Regions from separate parts of the Homo sapiens genome. Here region 1 is linked to region 2. Evidence: read pairs that join two places in POLR2A ChIA-PET (ENCODE). Cell type or tissue: MCF 10A. All regions are shown on one strand.

Region 1 (8,000 bases), 71 kb after region 2:
TCTTTGAACAATCTTTTCTTGAACAACTATTATTGGGCACAGATGATACACTGAGCACTATGTTAAACCCTGGGAAATAACAAATTAGTAAGATATGGTCCTTGCCCTCAAGGAGTTCAGATTCTATTGGAGAGGGGGACACATAAAAGAACAATTAAAATAGTTAAACGCAAATGAAATCTACTCAGAGTACAGCCATGGACTGGAGTCACGTAGCCCATGAAGGAAAGATAAAACGGGTCTATTAGCAAAGACTTCTCAGAGAACAGTGTGTTTGAACTAAGTTTAAAGGAGGAACAGGAATTAGCTAAAAGGGAAGTGCAGGGAGCATTGTTCCACCTCAGCAGGTGAGGCTATTGCCAGTAGAGGAGATAGGAGTAAAAGCATGGAGGCAAGAGATTGTTTAGTGCTTACAGAGAACTATTAAGTGTTCACTGACTACAGGCCTAGGACTGTGCCTATTTTTCATACTGTACTCATAGGATCTAAACCAATGCCCAGCACCTAGATTTGTGGATCATCAGTTATGGTTGAAATCATACAACAAATGAGATCACCAAGACAGCGTATGAAGTATTTTTTAAAAAAAGAAAAGAAAAAGGTAGCTGAAGATAGAACCTGAGCCTGAGGAACACGAAAAGAGCAAGTGGAGGAAGAGGAGGCCATTAAGGTAATGGAAAATGTCCAGTGAGAGAGAAATGAGGAGAATCAGGAGGCTAGGAGTCATGGAAATCAGGGAAGAAGTCCCCAGAGACTAGTACAGCAGAGAGGGGCAGTGCAAACAGCTGAAGAATGCCTATTAGATTAGAAATTGGGGAATCCAGGCATCATGGATAGACTACTTCCAGGCTGGGCGTGGTGGCTCACGGCTGTAATCCTGGCACTTTGGGAGGCCAAGGCGGGCAGATCACTTGAGGTCAGGAGTTCAAGACCAGCCTGGGCAACATGGTGAGACCCCGCTCCCCCCCACGTCTCTACTAAAAATACAAAAATTAGCCGGGTGTGGTGGAGTGCGCCTGTAGTCCAAGCTACTTGGGAGGCTGAGGCAGGAAAATTGCTTGAACCCAGGAAATGGAGGTTGCAGTGAGCCGAGATGGCGCCATTGCACTCCAGCCAGGGTGACAGACAGAGACTCTGTTTAAAAAAAAAAAAAAAGGATATAGACTATTTCCAGAAGCTTAGCCAAGAACAGATAGAGAGTGAGGTTAAAGGAATGTTGTTTCTTATTTTTAGGATTGCTTCAGTTATCTGCTTCTGCCCAGCAAACCACCTTGAAACATATGACTTTTTAAAACAAAGATTTATTATTTCTCAGAATCCAATCAATTAACTAAGTAGTTTTTCTTCTGGTCTCTCCTTTGGTCACTATTCAGACTACCTTTAGCTGGTAGGCCAACTGTTTGGGCTAGTAGGGACTCGAGGTTTCTCTCCATGTGCTCTCAGAACCTTCCTCTCAAAGTGGTCTCTCACGCTCTGGAGCCGATTCCACATGGCCGTTCTCTCCATCAGGACAGCCTGGACCTCTCACAACATGGTGGCTGGGCTCCAAAGGGAATAATCCAGGAGAGATAAGCTCAGTGTGCAAGCAATTACTAAGCCTCTACTGGCAGCATACCTGCTAATGACCGTTAGCCAAAGCAAATTACATGATCACGGCTAGAGTCTACACAGGAAGGAACACAAGGGATGAATTGCAGGGGGGTGGTTGTTTATCCTTTTAATTGTCCACTATATAAGGGTATTTTAGAATTTAAAATGTTTATAGGCTAAGGAACTAATTGAAAGGGAGATGCTGAATGCACAATAAAGAGAGGCTATTACTACAAGGGTCCCAAAAGGTATGGTGGATGGGAGAGGGGGATGAACACCATCCTCTGAGCCTGGTGGAAGAGAGATTTAAAATGGGTTATGTATGTATTTCAGTTTAATCACTGAGGGGAACAGAAAAGGGAGTTGTTCATGGAAATGTAGCCCTGGGGTAAAGACTTGGAATTTGTGGTAACACCAATTCTGCCATCATTTTGCTTCTCCATCAATACTCAAGTGTGCATGTTGAGGCTGAAAAGCCTGATTACAGCATTGATCCAGGTTTAGAATTTGGTTGGTGGGTGCTGCAGAAGGATAATGGTGCCAGGAATCATGGGTTATTGGCGAGGGTAATTTGATAGAAAATCCAGGAATTGGGTGCAGTGGCTCATGCCTGTAGTCCCAGATACTCAAGAGGCTGAGGGGCAGGAAGATGAGACCACAGCCCCAGATGAGGAGAGAACAATGAGATGTTGGCAAACTGGCTAGAATAACACTACAGGACCAGCTTCCTTGGATGTGCCTTGAAAAGACACGCGGTGTATTTCCAATAAGTAAATCCCTCTAGGCATTGAGTGCAGGAGTTCAAATCCAGCCTGGGCAACTTAGCAAGACTCCACCTCTAAACAAACAAAAATGAATGTTGTTAAAAAAAAATAATAAAATTCAGGAATTAATAAAGGTTGAAGGGGGTTGAGTGTTCTAAGCCAATTCTCAATGACTGCAGTGAATGATGGAAAGTAACCAGGAAGTGATAGTGCTGCTGAAGGGCTGCTCATGAGTACAAGGACTGGGTCCATTGTATCCTCAGATGCAAATACAGTGCACACAGAAGATACTCAATATTAGGCCAGGCGAGGTGGCTCATGCCTATAATCCCAGCACTTTGGGAGGCCGAGGTGGACTAATCACTTGAGGTCAGGAGTTCGAGACCAGCCTGGCCAACATGGTAAAACCCCATCTCTACTAAAAAATACAAAGAAATTAGCCCAGCACGGTGGAGCACACCTGTAGTCCCAGCTACACGAGAGGCTGAGGCAGGAGAATCGCTTGAACCTGGGGGGCAGAGGTTGCAGTGAGCTGAGATTGTGCCACCACACTCCAGCCTGGGTGACAGAGGGAGACTCCATCTCAAAAAATAAATAAATAAAAATAAAAATACAAAAATTAACCGGCATGGTGGTACACACCTGTAGTCCCAGCTACTTGGGAGGCTGAGGCACAAGAATCACTTGAATCTGGGAGGTGGAGGCTACAGTGAGCCGCGATTGTGCCACTGCACTCCAGCCTGGACAACAGAGGAAGACTAAGTTTAGAAAAAAAAAAAAAAAAGTCCCGGCGTGGTGGCTTACGCCTGTAATCCCAGTGCTTTGGGAGGCCGAGGTGAGCAGATCATGAGGTCAGGAGATGGAGACCATCCTGGCTAACATGGTGAAACCCCGTCTCTACTAAAAATACAAAAATTAGCCGGGCGTGGTGGCGGGCGCCTGTAGTCCCAGCTACTTGGGAGGCTGAGGCAGGAGAATGGTGTGAACCCAGGAGGCGGAGCTTGCAGTGAGCTGAGATCATGCCACTGCACTCCAGCCTGCATGACAGAGCGAGACTCCATCTCAAAAAAAAAGAAAAAAAAAAAAGAAAAAAAAGATGCTGTTCAATATTAGTAATAATTTGTGGAATAAACAAATAACTTTAATTCATCTCCTTCATTTTACAGATGAGAAAACTGAGGCCCCCAAAAGGGTAAATGTATTGCTCAGTCACCAAAGCTAGTGTACACCTAGCCAAGGCTTCCTACTTCCTGACAAAACCATACCCAATGTGGAAGTCCTTCTCAGCATTCCCAGAGGCAGCTCATTATTTTATTATCTCACAACCATTTAAGTGGCATTTGTCATTGTTTGGTTGATGGGATGAAATATCTTTGAATGAATACAGTTGAATGAATAAAGGGAGTGGTGAAAATGTTCCTTGAGGCCTAGAGGGATTTACTTATTGGAAATACACCACATGTCTTTTCAAGGCACATCCAAGGAATCTGGTCCTGTAGTGTTATTCTAGCCAGTTTGCCAACATCTCATTGTTCTCTCCTCTTCTGGTACTGTGGTCTCATTTTAAGACTCAGAAAATCGGGAAGAAACACACACACACATATCAGCTATCTACCCATATTCACTATGGATTTTTCCAGACTCCCTAGGATTAAAGAAATTAATGAACTTTCAGCTGAATAGGACAGAGGCTTTTAAAACGTTACCAACTACTATCCTTAAAGAAAAATGGAAACATCTCCCCCAAAGGCTATTGTCAGTTATGGAATTCAACTTAAGGAGGAAGGTGGTGACATGCTCCTCTTTCCCACTGGACCAAAATTTCAAAGCTTCAAATGTGTGGTAAATCCAACCAAAGATAAAGATTTGCAGGTGTTTTTTGCATAAAAGCAAGAAGGGCAGATGTATCTGAAACGTGCTTCTAACCAAATACGACATCTGCAATCCATTAGGGGTGTCCTGATGAAGGAAAGTGAGAGGAGAGGTTCAGGCAGAAAGCCTGCTCTGCACAAACATCAGCCTGAGGATGTGTCCAACCCTCTGTCAGAATCTCAGGACACCAAGGTCCTAAAAAAGGTGACCTTTCCGGGGGAAACTTACATTTCTGCCAAATAACCCAGTTCCTCTTCTTTCTTGCCTTCTATCAAGTTATCTTTGAAATGTCAGTGCTTTCTCTTTACTCAAGTACACCTACATGTTTTAGTATTTAAGACTTGGCAGCCACCTCAGATAAAGAGAACACTCCCTGCTTTGAGTGTGCAGACCTTCCTTTCCCAACACTCACGGAGAGCGATCTGTGTCCTGATTCAGCTACTTACACTCCCACAGAACAAAGCAGAATTGTCACCACGAACATTACTTGCAGGTTACTCAGTGGTTGTTATACGCCTGTCCTGGACTCCCAAGAAAAACCACTAACTTTTATTAAAGTGTTTGTAGCAAAGCCTGTTGCAAAACATCCATGGCTGTGAAAATGACTCCAAGTTATGTGATTCCTAGAATGGACGTTCAGAAGGACCCTCAATTTTGTTCATATGTAGGATCCATGGTCAGGGCTTGCTTCAGACCTCCCTTTGCAAGTCTTACCTTGAGCTTCAGCAACTGGGCTCAAATTAAACATAGCATGTAATTGGAGTGCTCCTTAAATGAATTCTCTCAATGAGCATACCAAGTCTGTTTCCTGTATAATGTCTCTTACTTGCTTACTGGCCTTTTGATAAACCATTAGAGATGGAGCATTTTGTTAATTACTAAACTCCTGGTGACAGACAAAACTGGCCTGTTAAAACCTGTGCTGTAATTTGAGGATTAAAAGCCACACCTCTGGGAAACATCAGTATCAAAACTGATTTGGTGTTGGAGACAAGGTGTAGAAGCCACAGTTTGACAAAGTAGATTTCCAAGCACAGTTACCAATTACATTTTTAGAAGTCTTCTATTATGCCATTTACAAGAAGGTACTTTTAAGGAGCTACAAGTCAGGAATATGTGTTTAAATCTCTTCATTTATAAATGTATAGGTAAAGCCCACATTTAAGAAGCACCTACAGTGTACAGAAGAGCACTGTGCTAGATATAGCAAAAATCAGCAGTCCTGGGCCGGGTGCGGTGGCTCATGCCTATAATCCCAGCACTTTGGGAGGCCGAGGCAGGCAGATCACTTGAGGCCAGGAGTTAAAGACCAGCCTGGGCAACAGGGTGAAACCCCACTTCTACTAAAAACACAAAAATTAGCTGAGTGTGGTGGCACACACCTGTAATCTCAGCTACGTGGGAGGCTGAGGCATGAGAATCGCTTGAACCCAGGAGGCAGAGGTTGCAGTAAACCAAGATCACACCACTGCACTCCAGCCTGGGTGACAGAGCAAGACTCTGTCTCAAAAAAAAAGGCCGGGCGCGGTGGCTTATGCCTGTAATCCCAGCACCCAGCACTCTGGGAGACCGAGGTGGGCAGATCATGAGGTCAGGAGTTCAAGACCAGCCTGGCCAACATGGTGAAACCCCATCTATACTAAAAACACAAAAATTGGCCGGGTGTGGTGCTGGGCGCCTGTAATACCAGCTACTCCAGAGGCTGAGGCAGAATTACTTGAACCTGGGATGCAGAGGTTGCAGTGAGCCCAGATCGCACCACTGCACTCCAGCCTGGGTGACAGAGCAAGACTCTGTCTTGGAAAAAAAAAACAAAAAAACACAGTCCCTAACCTCCTAAATTTCATAATCCAATGAAGAAAATGTTATTAAAAAATCAAAGTATGTGGTCAGTGCATTTCTGGAAAATATTTTACTTAATAGTAAGGAAAAAACTAATGATTACAGCATCAATGTACTTTGATTGGAAAAATCTCTTCACTTGACCCAGCGTTTGTGGATTGAAGGTCTGTGTCAGGAGGTTCTCTCCTAATCCTCCATCACCAATGTCATCTAAAAATGCAAATAATGAACAAAGACTGTTATGACAGAGAACAGTTGGTATGTCACTTATCCTTCCTTCATCCAGAATAATCTTCCAGTAAAACTGAAGGTAAGTTTCTATATCAGTTGAGAAGCTTTCTCTTAAAAATAAAAAAAAAAAATCTCAAACTGGCTTAAGTGACAAAAGTGATTTAATTTTTCACAGATCCATGAAGCCCAAAGGCTTCAGGCGTGAATCAGAGCTCCAGCTGAATTTCTCTACAATTCTCTGAGCTCTCATCTCCACATGTCAGCTCTATTCCCAGCCCGATTTCCCTTTATTATTCACAAGATGCCAGGAACAACAGGGATTACATGTTATCCTTCTTCACCCCCTATGGGAAAAAAAGAACTCGGCATTTCATGCCCATCAAACAAAAGTTCTGAGTTTTAAGCTGATTGGACGACCTGGAACCAATTCCTGTGCCCAGGAAAATACCTTGGTGCTGATTGGTTTAGGCATGGGTCACCTGAGCCAATCACCTCTGGGACTGGGGTTGATTACCCAGAGAACATAGCTGCTACACTGCGGAGAAGGAATGAAAGGAAGGGTGAAGAGGCCAGTCACACATCATACTGCCTGCTATAATCTTTTTTCATGCACAGCCTGGATTGCTAATTAATTTTTTTATTCAATATCAGACATAAACTCTATAAAGGGGAATCTGTTTTCTATAAAATTTCTAAGTCAGACATTTAAAGTGGTTTTACTTTTTCAAAAACAACAAAATGGGTAACTCAAATTTTTTTTGCAGAGTTCTCTCTTCCCTTAAGAATATACAAAAATTATCCCCCTAAAAATGTTTTTACCATTTGATATCAGTGAGTGAGAATGATTCAAAATTTGTCCTATAGCCCATCTTCCCTAACCCTTTTATCCTCAGTTTCCGAAAGCAATATGACCTAACCAAATATATCCTCCTTCACCTTGGATAATGGATCATTAAATCTGCAGAAGACACCATGTTCCAAGGCATAATGAACTTTAAAAGTTTTCTGATATATGTTCACCAGCCTCCCAAAACCCATCCAAGCAGGACCTGTCCTGTCCTCATGAAACTCGCCCCAAATTCACCAACTCAATCTGTAAAGTGCCTAGTTTAAGGGATTTTCACCAACTAAGTATTTCTTCCACATGTGTAGTACTAAATCAGGGATGTCCAATCTTTTGGCTTCCCTGGACCACATTGGAAGAAGAATTGTCTTGGGCCACACATCAAATACACTAACACTAATGATAGCTGATGAGCAAAAACCAAAACAAAACAAAAAACAAAAAAACTCGTAATGTTTTAAGAAAGTTTAAGAATTTAAACTTTGAATGTTGGGCTGCATTCAAAGCTCTCCTGGACCACATGTGGCCCACAGAACTTAGATTGGACAAGCTTATTACTAAACAAAGTGTCCAGGGATAAGTTAACCTGTGGTATTTTCTTCCCACTGCCTTGGTGATGAAAGAATGAGTTGTCTGGAAGGCAAGCCATTGCCTTCTTGTGACTGTTGCTGACTGTTTAAAGGCCATGGACAACAGCCTAAATGAGAAGCTAACTTCACACACCCCAGACATACCAAAACAATGGTAGCCAAACTTTCAATATTTGCTCCAAGCATTCCACTTGAAAAAATCATTATAAGCCTTCGTCTGTTTCAGAAATGAGAATTTTCTGGTTGCAGAAGATGCCACTGAGGCTC
Region 2 (8,000 bases):
TAACCTTAAGGAATGCACTATCTAGCCAGGAGACAGACATACAGCCAAATATGTAAGACGGTGGGATAACTCTAGCGGAACAGTTGTGTGCTGGAACCAGCTAGCCAGAGCCCATCTCTGTAGTGAGTGTGCATCTCTTCCCAAGTCTGCTTTTAGCGTCTTCACATTCATGGCTTGAAGGTGGCCATGGTGGGAGTATTTACACCACAGAAATCAGCAAATGCTATGCATCAGGGCCCTAGGAAGGCCAATTATGAAACACCAGCATATGACAGGATAGAAGATGTCAGAGAAAAGGTGCGTTTTGCAGAATGGAAATCTCAGTTTGGCGAGAGCTTTGGATGGAGGAGTAGGCAGTAAGACGAAGGGATGCCAGCTAGAAGGAATACATATATAGAGGCATAGCATGCTTAGGAAAAAAAAGTAGATCAGTGGCTCTCAAACTTAAATGTCCATCAACATCACCTGCAGGACTTGTTAAAACACAAATTGCTGGGCGCTGCCCCCCAGAGTTTCTGATTTAATAAATCTGGGGTAGGGACTGAGGATTTGCATTTCTAACAAGTTCTCAGGTGATACTAATGCTGCTGGTTTGGAGGGCCCCACTTTAAGAACCAACAGAAGTAGATGATGGAATACTCCATGCCATGCCAAAAAAAAAAAAAAAGAACCTGGGATTTTCTCTAGCTCCTCACCTTTTAAAATGTGTTCCAGGGGCCAGCAGCATCAGCATTTCTGGGAGCTTATTATAAAAGCAGACTCTCAGGCCCCCACCTCAGACTTGTTGACTCAGAATCTACAGTTTAACCAGATCACCAGGTGATCGTTATGTGTGTAAAAGTTTGATAAGCACTGCTCTATCAAGCCCACTGGTTCCCAGCCCGGGCCTGCACATTAGAATCCCCTGGAGAGGCTTTTCAAATGTACTTGTGCCCAGGTCCCACTGTAATGCACTTGATTTAGGATTGCGCCAGGGCATGGGTATGGTTTCAGAGCTCCCCAGGTGATAGTAATGTGCAACCAGGGCTGAGAACCACCGCTATAGGCATCACCCTCAGTTAGGAGAAGAGCTCCCCATCAGGGCACTGTAGTGAACATTCTGTGATGGAAGTTCGAAAGAGCAGCCAAAAGCTGCAAAGCCATCACTGCCTGCTGAGAACAGAACTGGAGCAGGGGCAGGCAGATTACTCTCTTTCATGCTTCTCCCCTCTCACCTCACAAATCTCTCTTCCTTTTGCTTGCCTTTGACCTCCTATTCTTTTAGTTTCTCTTTCGCTCTCCCTTAATGATTATATAATATTAGTTAATTTAAAAATTGGTTATAATTATATAACTATATAGCTAATTATATAACTATATATTAATTATATAGTAGTTAATATAAAAACACTTTCCACATGAGCATATCATTTTAGTATGTAAAACACTGAAATGTATATAGTCGACCCTTGAACAACATGTCCACTTATAGGCAGATTTTCTTCTGCCTCTGCCACCCCTGAGACAGCAAGGCCAACCCCTTCTCTTCCTCCTCCTCCTCAGCCTACTCAGCGTGAAGATGACGAGGATGAAGGCTTGCCTTTTTGATGATCCACTTCCCCTTAATGAACAGTAAATATATTTTCTCTTCCTTATGATTTTCTTAATAACATTTCATTTTCTCTAGCTTACTTTATTGTAAAAATATGGTATATAATACATATAACACACATCATATGTGTTAATCAACTGTTTCTGTTATCAGGCTTCAGGTCAACAGTAGTTAAGTTTTGGGAAAGTCAAAGATTAAACCTGAATTTTCAACTGCATGGAAGTAGGTGTCCCGAACCCACAAGTTATTCAAGGGTCAACTGTATTTAGTTTTAACATATGGAATGTTATTAGATAATGTGAAAAGGAGATAGCTTAAAAGCCCTTGTATTCTGAAAGCTACGTGGCTTTCATGTGCCATTTTAATAACAAGTAAATTGAATGTTTTGGATTTCTGTCTCTGAAACAAAACCAATACAACTACTAGTTGAGAAGCTTTGTATTTGCATATGGCCCTTGACAGACCCGCCACCACCCCCATCCCCAGACACACACCTCAGAATTTGACCCTAATCGAAGTTCTCACCCTATTTTAGGGCACGTGTCTATGCAGTGTGTACTATGAGAGCACACTTAGTGCAGTTAGATTATGTAGTCTTCTGGGACAGTTTGGCCATTCTAAGGGGCTTTGCCATACAATAAAAGCCATTAGCACTGAACTTCAAAGACATTAGGCTAAGTGAAAGAAACCAGACACAAAAGACTACCTATTGTATGATTCCATTTGTATAAAATGCCCAGAAAAGGCATACCTATAGAGACAGAAGGTAAATTAGCGGTTACCTGGGGTGGGAGAGAGAAATAACTGCAAATGGACACTGCGGGTTTTTGGTGGGGGGAGGGGATAGAAATGTTCTAAAATTAGATTATTCCTATTGTGGCACAATTCTATAAATATATTCAAAAACTATCTAATTGTACTGGTAAAATAGATGCATTCATTGATATGTAAATTATACCTCAATAAAGCTACTTAAAAATAGCAAATAACTAAAAAATTAGCACTAAATATTTCTCCACCTTAAAATAAGTTCTTTCACCCTCGTCCTTTTCTAGTAATATCCGGTGAAGACGAAGGAGCAAAATGGTTTTAAGGCAGACTCACTTATTTAAGAGAAGTATATATTCCCATTGCCGGTGGTTTGATACCATTTTTATTTGCTTTCAAGTACACTGAGGTCTGGCAAGGCAAGGAAAGGAGGGAGAAGGGGGAAAAAAGGAGGAAAGTTTGAAAAGAAATAAAAGCTATCGAACTTTTTTTTTTTTTTTTGAGACGGAGTTTCGCTCTTGAACCTGGGAGGCGGACGTTTTTAAAAACAGCTGCCTGGAGAAGCGGCCGGACGCAGGGGAAGGCTGCGCTGCCGGAAAGGGTTAACCCCGCGGGCGCCGACATCTGGCAGGAGCGAGGGCGTTGGCAGAGCCCGGTCCGCCCGTACCAGTCTGTACAGGGGAACTGTCCCGCCTGCTGATTTATCATTCCCTAATGTCACGGGGATGGGATGTTGAAATTGTGGCTAGAATGTGAAATACGAAAAACACGAAGATTATGATTTAGCGTCTGGGGAAGATCAGCGTTAGCCTGCAGAACAGCTTGTAAACGGGAGGCATCCTTGGCCCTAGCTTGTGGTTTTTGACTCCAACACTCAAGCTGGGGATCTGGGCGGGCAGAGCTTTCTTGGGTTAGAGCAGACAGGCAAAAGTGGAATTAATAAGAGCAAAACCACTTCTGTGCTGCTATGGGGATAGTGCGGGCGAGCGCCAGGAGGACCAAAGTAAATTTTAATTAAACAGAGACCTGATGTTGAAGGATAAATAAAACAACGTGGGGTGTAAACAGCTTAAATCAGGGATTCAAATGACACCTGCGGGTGTCTAGACATGAGGTGCATCCTGATAATTTATAGTCTCGGAGAAGATGCAGATGAGTAGGATAATATCTGCAAATTTTGCTCCTTAAAAGAAGTAATAGCTTGAATTTTAAGGAGGTACTAAATAAGGGAACTAAGTGGGAGAATGATTTTAACAGTTATCCGTGGAGGAAAAGGGGTTAGCAAAGAAACACAAAACTACATGTGTGTAAATCTTGCATTAAAAAAAGTAAAAGATCAATGCTTTGTGTGATTTCTTGCTTCCCTCCAAGGATTTACATAGTGTGTTGAAGTTTTTCTTTTCTTTCTTTCTTTTTTTTTTTTTTTTTTTTGCATTTCCATCTTTCAGCATGCCCCTATTTACAGGGAAAAATGCAGTTTCCACATTGTTTGTTGGTTATCAAAATAAGCGTTGACAACCGCTCCCTCAATGCTTACAGTTTGTTTTAATTACTTCCTGTCATACCAAATGCATCTACCATATGGATTTTAAGAATTGGCCTCAAGACATGGGCGTGCTGTGTTGAAAGTTAAATAGGACAGCTTGACTACTGAATCTTGAGGTTCATTCATTTGTTCATTTATTTATTCATCCAGAAAAACTACTGCCCCAGGCACTGTACAGAAATGAACAAGTCTGCCTGCCTTCACAAAGCACGCTATCTGCTCAATGGGATGATATGAAAAGTGTGTGTGTCTGTGTGTCTGTGTGTGTGTGTGTGTAGCTGATAGCCAGCTAGAGTACTGAGTCCATTTTGCAACAATAGGTGGAAATATATATAAAGGAGTTATTTTTCTGTCCAGCAATATCGGGCAGTGGAACTTTGCCAGAATTCAGTACTTCAGATAACTGAGGATAATCATTCTTAAGAACCAATTAAAAATTGTAAAAGAATGTTTGCTGGGAATCACTCTAAAATATAGCACTTACTCCTCTGCCTTCCTTTCATTTGGTCATGATGACCCTTGACTACAGTTGCTTTGATACAGGGAGTCAGGGGCCTGGGAGGTTTTTGTTTACTTGTGTGTTTATTGTATGTCACAGTTTCATCCTTATTGTTGTGTGATTTGGGGCCATTAACCTCGCTAACTGTGCTTCTTCATCTGTAAAAGGAGGGGGTGGACTTCACTAGAAGTTCTTTAAAGGCCTGTTCTAGTTTTGATGTTTGTTGCTTACCTTGTGCCATCAGTAAAGTCCCAGTGCCTTTACACCGTGGAAGGTATCGCGCCCCTTTGGAAAACGCCCCTAGTATGTGATGACATGGGACCCTTGTTAGGATCAAGGCTGTGCTTGTTAGAATTGTGTCCAAGGTACCTGTAAGCATGTTCTGAGGGAGGCTGTGTGAAGCTCTTGGAGGTTTCCAGGTCATGAACTCGACGGCCGTTGTGAACTTGTTAGGATGCTCACAGGCTTCTTTTTTTGTTTGTTTGTTTCTCTCTCGCTCCTATTTATTTATTTGGCTTATTTTTGCTTTCGGTCATAGTCTGGAAAATTGAGGTCACTTTAAACCTTATCCCTAGATAAATGGGGTATAACTAGACATATACACCTTCCAGTTGTGCTATTACAAGGCAGAGGGAAATTTTTCCTACTGTGCATCTCTAAATTTCCAGAACAATGGCACAAAATACATTCCACTTTTCTGTGGGTCAGTTTAAGTTAGCTTCTTCTCTAAAACTGCTATCAAGGAATTCAGCAAACATTTATTAAGTAGGCACCTTCTCTGCTCCAGCCCTGGGAGAGTTGCTGAAAATAAGAGAGATGAAAAGCCTGGTCCCTAACAGGGTGAAGTTCCCTGGTATATGCAGCTCACTGGCATAATGTCATGACACAGCTCTGCATGGCCCGCTGGTCCCACCACACTCTCTCATGGGTTTGTAATTCAGATGCATTTGTATGTTTTGCCCCAGATAAAGACCTAAAAAGTGCAAGTGAAATCCCACTGTTCTGTTAAAATAGAAAACGTTTGATGTCGCCTATATTTATGCCTTTTCCAGATATTTTATAATTAAAGGGTTATTGTTATTTGCTATCATAACAATATGATGTAATACATGATTATTGTGGAAATCTTGGAAAATACAGAAAACTTGAAAAAAGGGAATACAAATCTGCATGAGTTGCCCCACTTAGAGGCAACTACTGGCAACATTCTGGCCTATTTCCTTCAGGTCTATATTCTTACTTACTGAGGCACTATGCTAGTGACACTGCAATGAATGACTGCATCCTCCTCTCAGAGCTCACAGCTTAGAGACCTTGTGTTAAGTGTGATGACCTGGAAGTACAAAAAGTAAGTAGGAGGGACTTGACCTCGGGGCACTTCCGTGGACTCTGGGTTTAGGAAAGGGTTTCCAGAGGGAGAGACATTTAAGTTGAGACCTCAGGGCACTTCCATGGACTCTGGGTTTAGGGAAGGGTTTTAAATTGAGGGAGGGACATTTAAATTTATACCTAAAGAATCAAGGGAAGTTGTCCAGGAGATGGAAAGGGTGGCAATGGGGGGAAGGTGTGAGTGAAACGTGGCTTTGGGGTGACTGGAGGGCAGAGGGCAGGGGCCTCGAGGAGGAGGAGTGATAAGAGATGGTGCTGCGGAGGTAAGCCAGGCCCCAGGCAGGGAGCTTATCAACCCAGTTATTAATATTCTGTAGCAACAACTTTGGGTCCTGAGTCTTTCTGGTTTTATTTCATTTTAGATTCTGCACTTCATACCATAGCATAAGCTTGTTTCATAATAATATAAATTATTTTAATGGATATATAATATTCCCCCAATGCATGAGGCGTCATTGACTTAACTGTGCCCCTTTTGTTGAATATGAATCTTCCAAGAATTTAAAACAAAAAAAAGAGTGTTTTTTTTTTTTTTTTTGGGCTTCACATTCCACTCCCCTTATAGTTCTCCATGGTCTCCAGGTAATGGTAAAACTGGAACATTCTAAGCAAGATAGATATATTCATGCTCTTTTACCCCAAATCAGAATTTCGACTATCAACCAGAATCCACTGCCTCATGACTCCTGGCAGCAGCTGTTAAATTCCCTTCCAGAAGTAGAATCAACACAGCTTTCATTTCTTCCTCTAAGCAACCCACTCCTGCATCCAAAGAAAGATAAATGCACAGAACCAGTTTCTAGGTAGTACCAAGTCCCCTCTTCCTTCCTCCACTGGTCTCCCCCTCCTCCCCTTACTCTAAAAAAAAAAAAAAAACAAAACTAGGATCAGAATCAGTTGACAAAATATCAACCTTTTATTAAATAAAACACTTTAGAAGAAAGAATCATCGCAGACAAAAATCGTGTATGACAAAACACACTCTTTCATCCCTCTTAACCCAGGAAAGTTACAAGCACTCATTCATACCTTCATTCATTCGTTTATTCAACAAGTACTTACTTGGTGTTAGGCCACCCTCTGAGTATAGAGTAAGGGCCAAAACCAACCTGGCTGCTGCCTTGCAGACCCTACAGCTGAGAAAAGAGTCTGACGTTCCACAAATAAACATATCAGCAAGCATTTTATGACCTACGGTGGTAGGTGGTGCTATGAAGGTAAACAGATGTGAAGGAAAAAGCATAGCAAATCTAAGGAATTGGAAGGAGGCTGTGGCTGCGCACAATGAGAGAGTGGGAGAATGTTGTCAAATGAGCAAAAAAGTTTTCTCATTTTTTTTCCTCTTTCTCCTTAACATAGCCATAGAACGTCCTGTGGGAGATGGAGTATTTCTGCCCATTTGGAAACTAAAATGTTCATCTTCAGATTGGGTGGGCTTGGCAGTGGGGCAGGGGAACACTTCATGTCACCTTCGATTTCTTCAGCCTCCTATTTCCTTTGGTCTTTAAGGCCCTGAGGGTCAGTAGCCTGGTTATGAAGGCAGCTCTCAGGAAAATTAAAATACTAAAAGCACACATGAATGAAGAAGTTATGTTTATGTAGGTGCCATTTATGTACAGCTCATTGGTTTCCCTTCTGTTGGTTGTTCTTTAAAAGTATATTGTGAAGATAGAATGTTATTGTGAGCACAGTTGTTAATATTAATGTTATATTTGTATTAGTTTGTTCTCACGCTGCTATAAGGACAGGCCCGAGACAAACCCCGGTAATTTATAAAGAAAAGAGGTTTAATTGACTCACAGTTCTGCATGGCTGGGGAGGCCTCAGGAAACTTTCAGTCATGGCAGAATGCACCTCTTCATAGGGCAGCAGGAGAGGGAAGAAGGCACCTCTTCACAGGACAGCAGGAGAGAGAATGAGAGCAGAGTGAAGGGGGAAGCCCCTTATTAAACCATTGGATCTCATGAGAACTCGGTTACTATCATGAGAACAGCATCAGGGAAACTGCCCCGATGATTCAATTACCTCCTACCGGGTCCCTCCCATGACATGTGGGGGATTATAGGATTACAATTCAAGATGAGATTTGGATGGGGACACAAAGCTGAATCACATCAATATCCAACACCTGCAGATTCTCAGGGAAGTAAGATTACCTTTAGACTATATTATTGATGTACTCTGCCTAACCAAAGCAGTTGGAACTC

What was found. ChIA-PET counts read pairs that join two places held together with the same protein. Peaks named below come from ENCODE experiments on the same cell type or tissue, not always from the same donor. Only the 100,000 strongest peaks of a DNase experiment are listed, where the experiment ranks them.
Region 1: POLR2A ChIA-PET joins it to region 2 with 12 read pairs; 5 of 35 experiments call an interaction of 5 or more read pairs at or near these places.

What each region holds. Positions count from the first base shown.
Region 1 is chr15:83,289,187-83,297,186 of GRCh38, reverse strand. The region is part of intron 1 of BNC1-AS1 (BNC1 antisense RNA 1); the gene reads right to left. Among named protein-coding and RNA genes, the nearest start is that of BNC1, 8.5 kb to the right of the region's middle. In MCF 10A, no CTCF peak of the experiment used is centred here; no DNase peak of the experiment used is centred here.
Region 2 is chr15:83,360,665-83,368,664 of GRCh38, reverse strand. LOC105370934 (a long non-coding RNA gene) reads left to right here. Exons shown (of 3, transcript XR_932546.2): 1 at 1-297; 2 at 1,543-1,611; 3 at 2,864-3,627. Among named protein-coding and RNA genes, the nearest start is that of BNC1, 80 kb to the right of the region's middle. In MCF 10A, no CTCF peak of the experiment used is centred here; a DNase peak (open chromatin) is centred at 3,044.